2 separate regions of the Homo sapiens genome follow, and region 2 is linked to region 1. Evidence: read pairs that join two places in POLR2A ChIA-PET (ENCODE). Cell type or tissue: Panc1. All regions are shown on one strand. Each heading gives the region's core, and the rest is flanking DNA. Links, peaks and the distances in the headings are about the cores only.

Evidence for each region. ChIA-PET counts read pairs that join two places held together with the same protein. Peaks named below come from ENCODE experiments on the same cell type or tissue, not always from the same donor. Only the 100,000 strongest peaks of a DNase experiment are listed, where the experiment ranks them.
Region 2: POLR2A ChIA-PET joins it to region 1 with 5 read pairs; 1 of 35 experiments calls an interaction of 5 or more read pairs at or near these places.

What each region holds. Positions count from the first base shown.
Region 1 is chr1:98,458,738-98,463,139 of GRCh38, reverse strand. No RefSeq gene overlaps it. Among named protein-coding and RNA genes, the nearest start is that of SNX7-DT, 200 kb to the left of the region's middle. In Panc1, for the core only: no CTCF peak of the experiment used is centred there; no DNase peak of the experiment used is centred there; H3K27ac peaks cover 518 bases.
Region 2 is chr1:98,094,332-98,098,733 of GRCh38, reverse strand. All of the region lies in intron 1 of LOC124900404 (a long non-coding RNA gene), which reads right to left. Among named protein-coding and RNA genes, the nearest start is that of MIR137HG, 47 kb to the right of the region's middle. In Panc1, for the core only: no CTCF peak of the experiment used is centred there; no DNase peak of the experiment used is centred there; H3K27ac peaks cover 2,027 bases.

The DNA.
Region 1 (4,402 bases), core at 208-4,207:
CTTGCCTTAATACTTATCTCCAACTAACCCACGGCACATTTTACTTATTTATCTTCTTTATTTTCTTCCTTTTTTATTAACAGTAAACTTCACAAAGGCATGTTGTTCAGCAGCATATTTCCCATGTCTTAAAATGTGCCTGGCACACAGTAGATGTATGATAAATATTTTTTTAACATATGAGAGATTGGATGAGATGCTTTCTAAGATTCCCTCCAGTTTCCAAGAAACTATGAAAAAATGTAGGGGTGAGTCTCATTACTAATCAAAAGTTTACTGACTTTATAAAACTATGCAAATCTTACATAGAAAATTCATCTCTACTTTGACTATCTTTGCTGTATTTATTTTATCCTTATGAGTATTTGGGAAGCAACAGTGCCCATTTACTCCCATTCACAGAATTAAGGTATAAAGAAAAATATGAATTGCTAAAACTAAGAAAATAAAACAACATACCATGTTTATTTTGTTTCTTTCTTAATTATTTGGGTTTTACATAAAAAAAGAGATCCATTCATTTATTCAACAAACATTTATGTATGCCTTACTTAATGTCAGGCACTTGATAAACACTGGGGGGAAATGTATCCTAGAAGAACTCACAGTCAGGAATAGGGGATACAGACATCACATCTTCATGTTATTTCCTCTAAGCTTGAGAATGGAAATGATGTATGCATGTGGATGTAGTAACATTAGGAAGTTCTGCCCTTTCAAAGCCTTGCTAGCATGTCTGTAGACCAATAAAGTAAGCAGTGGCTGAAAATGTCTATGCAGACTTTAACTTCAAGTCTACAATGTGCCAGACATTGCAAGGATTCAAGAATATCCTCGAACTCTGGGAAGGGAGATAGACTTATAAACAGATCATTGTAACGTGATATGTGTCACTCATACGCAAGTTGTGGAAGTACAGTGGAACCAGAGATTCACTCTGATTCAGAAATGGAGGTACGGGAAAGTGTCCCAGTTAGAGTCCTGACAAAAAACACATGGCACACTCAAATTAGGCAACAGAGGAAAGGCTTTTACAGTGACCATTTACAAAGGTGTGGGCAAGTGTAGGGAAACAAGATTGTGCAATACGTTGGAAATTATACTCCAGGCTTCAAGGAGTGAAGGGGAAGAGCAGGGGAGACAGTAATTCCTGGATCCTGGAACAGAAAGAGCTGGATGGAGAAAACTGTTTAACAGGAGCTATGATCTTCAGTACACAGACGATGGATGGCAACCCCAGGGATGCCGCTAAAGAGATAAAACCCTGCCTCACTCTCCCCTTGTCTTCTGATTTTCTGCCAGTGTTCTCACTGGCCAAAGCCAGGCAGAAGGCAAAGGAAAAGGGATCCCATCGATGAAGTCAATATGGGTCAGCTTCCTAGGCCACAGAGCAGAGTAGGGAAGAATGCAGAGTCAAATATGGTGCAGCAAACAAAAGATAGACAATGCAGAAGGCTTTGGTGCCAGGAGACACTTGAGCTGGGGCTTGAAGGCTGTGTGGGAATGCATTAGCTAGTTTAACTGGGTCACACCAGAAAGAGAAGGCACATTTTGAAGAATGCTTGACAGGGTGATTTCTACGCAGAACAGAAAATGTAGACTTTGTCTATATGTCTAGGAGATTTTCTGAGCATGCTTGCTACTGCCATGAGCTGATAGCAAAGCTACTTATTTGAAAGGGGTCTCAGAATCTGAGAACTGACCAAAACCTCTAGTAAATACCCACCAAAGCATTCCTGCAATCTTTAGATGTTAAGAGAGGATTTGAAGGCCTTCAGTCCAATCCAAGCTGAGACTGTTAGTTGAATATAGTGTTATTTTTTGTGATAGAATATAATATGAAATCAAAAGTATCTACCTCCTAGACAAAATATTAATACATACTATGAATTAAAACTCCTTTTTCAGTCAATGCAAGATGAGGCTAGATAGTTAAAAAAAAGCTTCAATCTCAAATTATTTCAAGAGTATAATGGGCTCCACTTCTCTTGATGAGAAATTATTCTTTGTTATACAATTAGCTTCAGATCTTTTAGTTCTTCTGATTCTTGTGTATGTGACATTACTGAAGAGCTGATTTATAACTATTGTACCCTAGCCCATTTTGGACAATAGCATGACCTGATGCAGTGGTTTTCAAATTGTAAAAAAAAAAAAAAAAAAAATCTTATTCAGAATTTCAATATATAAAGGAGGTAAAAGTAAAGAATGGGTACCTTGATAGTTTAAATATTCACTGTTCAGTGAAAAATATTTTGTTACTTGCTCCAAACCCTGAAGCACCATTGTGAACACTTGAACTTCCTCAGGCAACAGTTTGAAAATCATTGACCTCAAGAATAGGAAATTAAGTACATGAGAGGACACCAGAGTTTAAGTCTCAGTTTTAAATTAAATCCCTCCTCTGTGGTCCCATGAAAAGCAAGGAAACTTCTTGAGGGCCACAGAAATGCTGGTATTGATTTCCCTGGGGAATGATTGACAGACTGGCTCTGGGCAAGTCACTAAACCTCTTCCTGCTTTAGGGTCCTTCTCTGTAAAATGGGGTTGCTAATAGTTACCATGCCTCTCCTTTACCACGGAGATGTGAGAAAATTAATGAATGGTTGTTCCCAAGGATTTAAAAGACCTTTTGAAGAAAGCCTGTAGATAAGACAAAAAAGAATATATTTTATTTGATCCTAACCAGTAAATGCTCTGAGAGAGTACAGAAACAAATATCTAAAACTCTAAGTGGATGGTGTCAGTTCTAATTTACTTCTTTGCTTGGGCTGAGGTTGTACTATTAGAGCCAACCAAGGACACATACCACTGCTCTCCCGTGTCTGGGTGTGCTGAAAGAAGCTGCAGGGAGAACAGTGAGTTAGGAGATAAGTCTAGGAATCTGGGGACTAGTGAGATGAGGGCAAGTGAGGTTGGGGATGCAGAAGAAAAAAAGCACCAGAGGAGCTCTCTGAGCACTGCTGGGGAACAGAGTTATTGATGTGTGTGTCAAGAAGGAGCTGGCTACAATACACAGAGGCACTGCGAAAAACAACAGCAGTTCCTCAAAGTGTGCTGTGTGGGGAGGAAGGCATCCTTGGTTCCATTTTACAGGTGTTGAAACCGGCCAGGGAGTTGTTCTAACCCATTTGCTACATATCCCTACAGTTTGGCTATCTTTCCTAGCTAGACCGGCCTTGATCATTATGACAGACAAGATTATTTTCAGATGAGAAGGACAGCACTCCTGTGGCAAATCTCCTTTGTGCACCTCCTTTTCTTCCCACCCCTCACTCAAGGTCCGGATTTCTTTACTTGCAGCCTGAAATCTTTATACAGCATTCTAAGCTCAGGAATCTCTACCCCCAATATCTTCCTTTCTCCAGCTTTAAACTGGTGCTAGGAAATCATCTTAAGCACCATCTAACCTCAACTGCCTATGCTCAGAAGCATTACATAATGCTCTGTGCTGACATTGTATACGCCAAGCTCTTTGTGTGGTTTTCAGGCTCCTTCATTATCTGAACCCACCTCACACATGCAGCCCTTCATCTTGCTACATTGTCCTGACTCTGAACACATCATATTTTTCATTGTTCTCAGAACTCAATCTATTCTACATTCTTCTATTTCTATGCCCCCCCTACTGACCAATGTAAATTGCCTTCCCATTTTGGATAAATAGGAAACCATTGATATAACTCTATCCATCCTTCAAATCTTATTTCACATGACACTCTATAAATTCTTCTCTGACCTCCCTGCATTTTCCCCCTTCCTCTTTAACCTACCCCACTATTCTGCTTCCATAGCAACCTGTCACTGTATTTATTTTCACTTGGAGCATTTGTACTGGGCTTGGTGGTTCAAAGTCCTTGGTTCACAATTTGTTCTCATTTATTAGTTGTGACTTAGAAAAAGTAAATTAAGTTCTTTGAGCCTCAATTTCTTGACAGTAAATGGGAATAAAATATGTTTAAATGAGATTAAATGTATGAAAGTCTTTAGCATTGTGCATGGCATAAATGAGTTACTTGACAAGCATGAGTATGTGAATGAATGAATGAAGAAAAAATAAATTGATGGATTTTGTGATGATACAGCATATTAACTGTTGTCTGGGAAGAGTAAAATCACTCATTCTTGCTTTTCAGCTATAGAATGAGAAAACATTCCATTAAGGTATCTCTTAGAAGATCAGCGTCAGTTAGCAAGTTGAATGACAGGCCTGTGAAACTTGCTAATTGCACGTAGGAGGAACCACATAGCCTGAGTGTGTGTGCTGGCTTTCTCCTGAGCTGTTGCAACTTTCTATATCTGCATGAAGTCTTTCAGATTTGTTTACCTGGTTTGTATCCAGTTTCCAGCATTATACCTGCTTCATTGTTGTCATTCTTTAAATTCTCTTTCACCAGACAAA
Region 2 (4,402 bases), core at 104-4,103, 360 kb after region 1:
TAATTCAAAAGAAGATCTTCTTTTGCAGAAAGACAGAACCCTACCAGAAAACAAATCCCCTTTCATGTTGTTCTTAGCCAAGAGCAGATGTCTGGCAATATGAAAACATAGTGGTTATTTTCACAAATGAGATCTTTCTTTCTGCAGGCAGCATTGCAAAGCTAACTCTGGCTCCTATCTGAGGCTCAAAGATTACTATCTGTGCAGTGTTTATAGCAGTATTCCTGCAGCTGCATTAAAAGGTACCATGACCTCTTTAAGTACATGAATAATCTTCTTCAATGTGCAGTTGTACAGGTTCAGAATTCATTGCTCTTAAACAACCAGCAGGTTCCCAAACTCGACTCCCTTAGGAAGTTCAATTAGCCTCAGATTATTTGCATATCGATCATTTCTTCCCCCACCCGTCTTTTATTTTTAACCCTACAGCCTTACTCTATGTGAAACATACATTGAGTTTGTCAAACCATTTTTCCTCCTGGTGCTTTATATCAGTATTTATTTGGAAAATGCCCCAGTTTACCTGTGCCCACTTGCTCCTTATGGTAGTAAAGGGTAGTTTTATCTAGCATTAATTATATGGTAATTTCAGGAACTTTATGAGCATGCATAATTCAATATTGCCTTTCTCATTGTTTTGCAGACCAAATTACCCATTGCCTAGGCTGGAGAAAACAGTTCAAGAGCACCAGCCCTGACTCAATTTAGGATGTAGCTCAAACAAGTTCATCAGCCTCCTCTTTAGATATTGATCATCACTGCTGGTAGACACAATGCAGTTTTCTTTTCTTTTTTTTTTTTTCTTTCCCTATTGGGCCCAGCCTTTGGCACAGTTTTTTTAGAGAAGCAAAATAATTGTGGAAGAAATCAGGGAGCACATTTTATATGGACTTCATAGAAGGATCCAGATAAATTGGACCAAAAAGCTAAGGAAACCTGAGGCAAAACCCAGTTTTTATACTCTATCCATATTGTATTTCAGTTCAGATCACCTCAATTTACAAACTTGACTTTTGTCATCATAGTCCCTATCCTAATCCCCAAACTTCCCAATCTTCCACTGCCTATCTTTTCTACTTCTAGGTATAGAGCTGTGAAAATTTAAAAATTTGTAAATACTCTATGGGTTTCATCTTTACAACTTTGAAGTTAAAATAGTCTAAGGAGCTAACTCTAAAGCTAAAGCTATCTACCTCAGGAAGTGCCACCTCTATTTAAAAATATCTTCTCTAAATCACAAAAAAAGTTTACTTCATTCTTCATACTGCCTGAAAGCCCAACATTCATTCATTCATTCATTCAACAAATAATACTGAAAGCTTAACATATGCCAAGCCCTATGTGAGGTGCTCTTATACCTTTACACATGAAATTAATTTGAAATAATAAACCTTCTTTTTAAGGATGAAAATATTGGATCCCTGGCCGGGATGAACTATTTTCCAGCCATTTAAACACTGGTGTGAATTAATTCAATCAGAACACTTTCTACTATCAACAGCTTAGATCCGTGGTATTGATGTGAATTGCGGTTATGAAAAGGGAAGGTGAATTAGGAATGTAGGAAACTCAGAACAGAAAGCTTGGCTTTGGACAGAGAGAAATATTAGAACACAGGGTCAACAAATGTCTGCTCTACAGTAAAAATAGTAAAAAGGTTACTATATGAAGCAAATATATCCATCATCTCATATAGCTATACATTTTTTTAATTTTCGTTGCAAGAATGGCTAAAATCTAATCTACTCATTTAGCATGAATCCCAAATATAATACAATTGTATTACCCTCTAGTCCTCATGTTCATCATTAGATCTCTAGACTCGTTCAGCCCACGTCTCCTACTTTGTATCCTCTAGCCTATAATAGCTATTTAAACATTTTATCCAATTCAGTATAAGATAGAGATTTTAAAATCCCTCACTTCTGCCAGGATCACAGCTGTAATTTCAGCACTTTAGGAAGTGGAGGCTGGCAGACCACTTGAGGCCAAGCGTTCAAGACCAGCCTGGCCAACATGGTGAAATCCCATTTTTACTAAGAATACAAAAATTAGCCGGGCATGGTGGCATACCCTGTAATCTCAACTACTAGGGGAGATGAGGCACAAGGATCACTTGAACCCCAGAGGCAGAGGCTGCAGTGAGCTGAGATTGCCCCACTGCACTCCAGTCTGGGCAGCAGAGGGAGACTCTGTCTCATTAAAAAAACAAAGCCGGGCATGGTGGCTCATGCTTGTAATTCCAGCACTTTGGGAGGCCGAGGTGGGTGGACCAACTAAGGCCAGGAGTTTGAGGCCAGCCTGGCCAGTATGATAAAACCCTGTCTCTACTAAAAATACAAAAAATTAGCCAGGCATGGTGGTGGGTGCCTGTAATCCCAGCTACTCGGGAGGCTGAGGCAGAAGGATCACTTGAACCCGGGAGGCAGAGGTTGCAGTGAGCCAAGATTGTGCCACTGCATTCCAGCCTGGGAAACAAGAGTGAAACCATCTCACAGAAAAGAAAAAAAAATAACAAAAACAAACCCTCACTTTTCCCACCAAGGCCATATGTCCCCTTTGTGCTCTTGGGATTCAGATCATAGGCTAGTGCTTTGAGGGACATTATGGAGTTCCTCTAGAGCTAACCTAGATATCTGATTGTGGTTTAATTCAACTATAAATCTATTGTGAACTACTGCTATGGTTTGACTGTGTCTGCCAATAAAACCTGATTCCCAATACAATAGTGCCAGAAAGTGGAGCCTAATAAGAGGTGATTAGCTGATGAGGGCTCTCCTCTCATAAATAGATTAATACAGGAGTGGGTTAGTTATTGCAAGAGGGAACTTGTTATAAAAGCTAGTTTGCACCTCTCTTGCTCTCACCCTATCTCTTGCCTTTCTGCCTTCCACCACGTGATGATGCTTTATGAAAGCCCTCACCAGATGCAAGTCCATCAAACTTGGACTTCCCAGACTCCAGAACAATAAGAAATAAATCTCTGTTCTTTGTAAGTTACCCAGTCTCATTTATTCTGTTATTGCAGCACAATACGGACAAAGCAACTATTTATAGCACTCTATAAGTAAATGCCTTCCTGGTTCCAAATAAACACATACATGTATATGTTAGAATCCAATCCACTTACTATCTGGAGGATTTTTGAAGAATAATTAAAATTCACACGTTCACTTCTTCACTCACTAGGCCTGTGAGTGGTTCAAGATAAGATCTATATTATAAGCATAAAAAACAATTAATTTATTTGTTACTTAGGGGGCTCTACACAGATCATTAATGCTAAATTCATATGTAAAAGTCAATAATGTCTATCAGTGAAAGATAACACATTCAAGTCTCTTAATATAACCATTTTGTAAATATTTACTTTGGTAGCAGGAATTTAAAGTGGAAGTTTCACCAAGTCAGATACTAAGATACCATAAAGGGTGAATTTCACGCCCAGAATTTAAAAATGAATGGGTGAAAAGTGGTTATTGGACTCTTGAAAACCCTCACCCCCACCAAAGATATAAAATGGCCAAGATTTTGAAAACTAAAAGAGGATTTGTAAGGAAAGCCATTCTTTAGAGACAGCCTTCAGTGTGCTGTGAGTAGACAGGGAAGGAGATATCTTCCTCTCAGCTCAAGCTTAGACAATAGGGCCAAATGTATGCCCCGATATGTGCTACCTGGATTTCGGGGGGCACAGTGGACTGGTGTCTGGCATACACCTGAGAAATCTAAAGGAAAAATGCTCTGCTGTCAATCTGAGGTAGCAGGCAGTGAAATAGATTGACATGGGCTACACCAGTGTGGCTATCGGGATTCAAAAGTGTGGCCCAGGGAAGCAAGGGCCAGCCTGGAGTCTATGGAAAAACTGGATAAAGAGGACGATCTGGTGGGCAAGGTAAGCCCAACGGGGTAGATCCATGTGGGGCTGATAAGGGAACAGCCAGGCAGAGGAAAATGCCCCATATGAGTTCCAAATTACCCTCCTCTAGGGAAGTGGGGTCAGAGAGGCTTCCAGTGAGGGTCTCTGAAGAAACGGCAAAAAGCTCATGAGGGAAAGAACAGATTTAAACCTCCAATGCCACTGCACAGCAGTGTCAGCCAAGTAAAACCTGGGCCTCTTCGCCACCGTCCCTTCTGGAATTTCAACACTGGCAGTATCAAATAGAACAACTTGCCAGAGAGAAGGAAGGAAGAAAGACAAGAGAAAGTACTGCTGTGCATCCAGCCCTCTGTAAGGACAAAGAATTCCTCCAACTGCGAATGAAATTACAAGTTTTGGTTATTACATAGGACCCTACACATTTCTAATTATTCAGTGAAGACTACGTTTGCGACTTAAAATGGCTGTAGGGCTTTTTATTACTCAAGAATAAACAAAATTTTAGCCTGTGTGAGTTTTTACCCA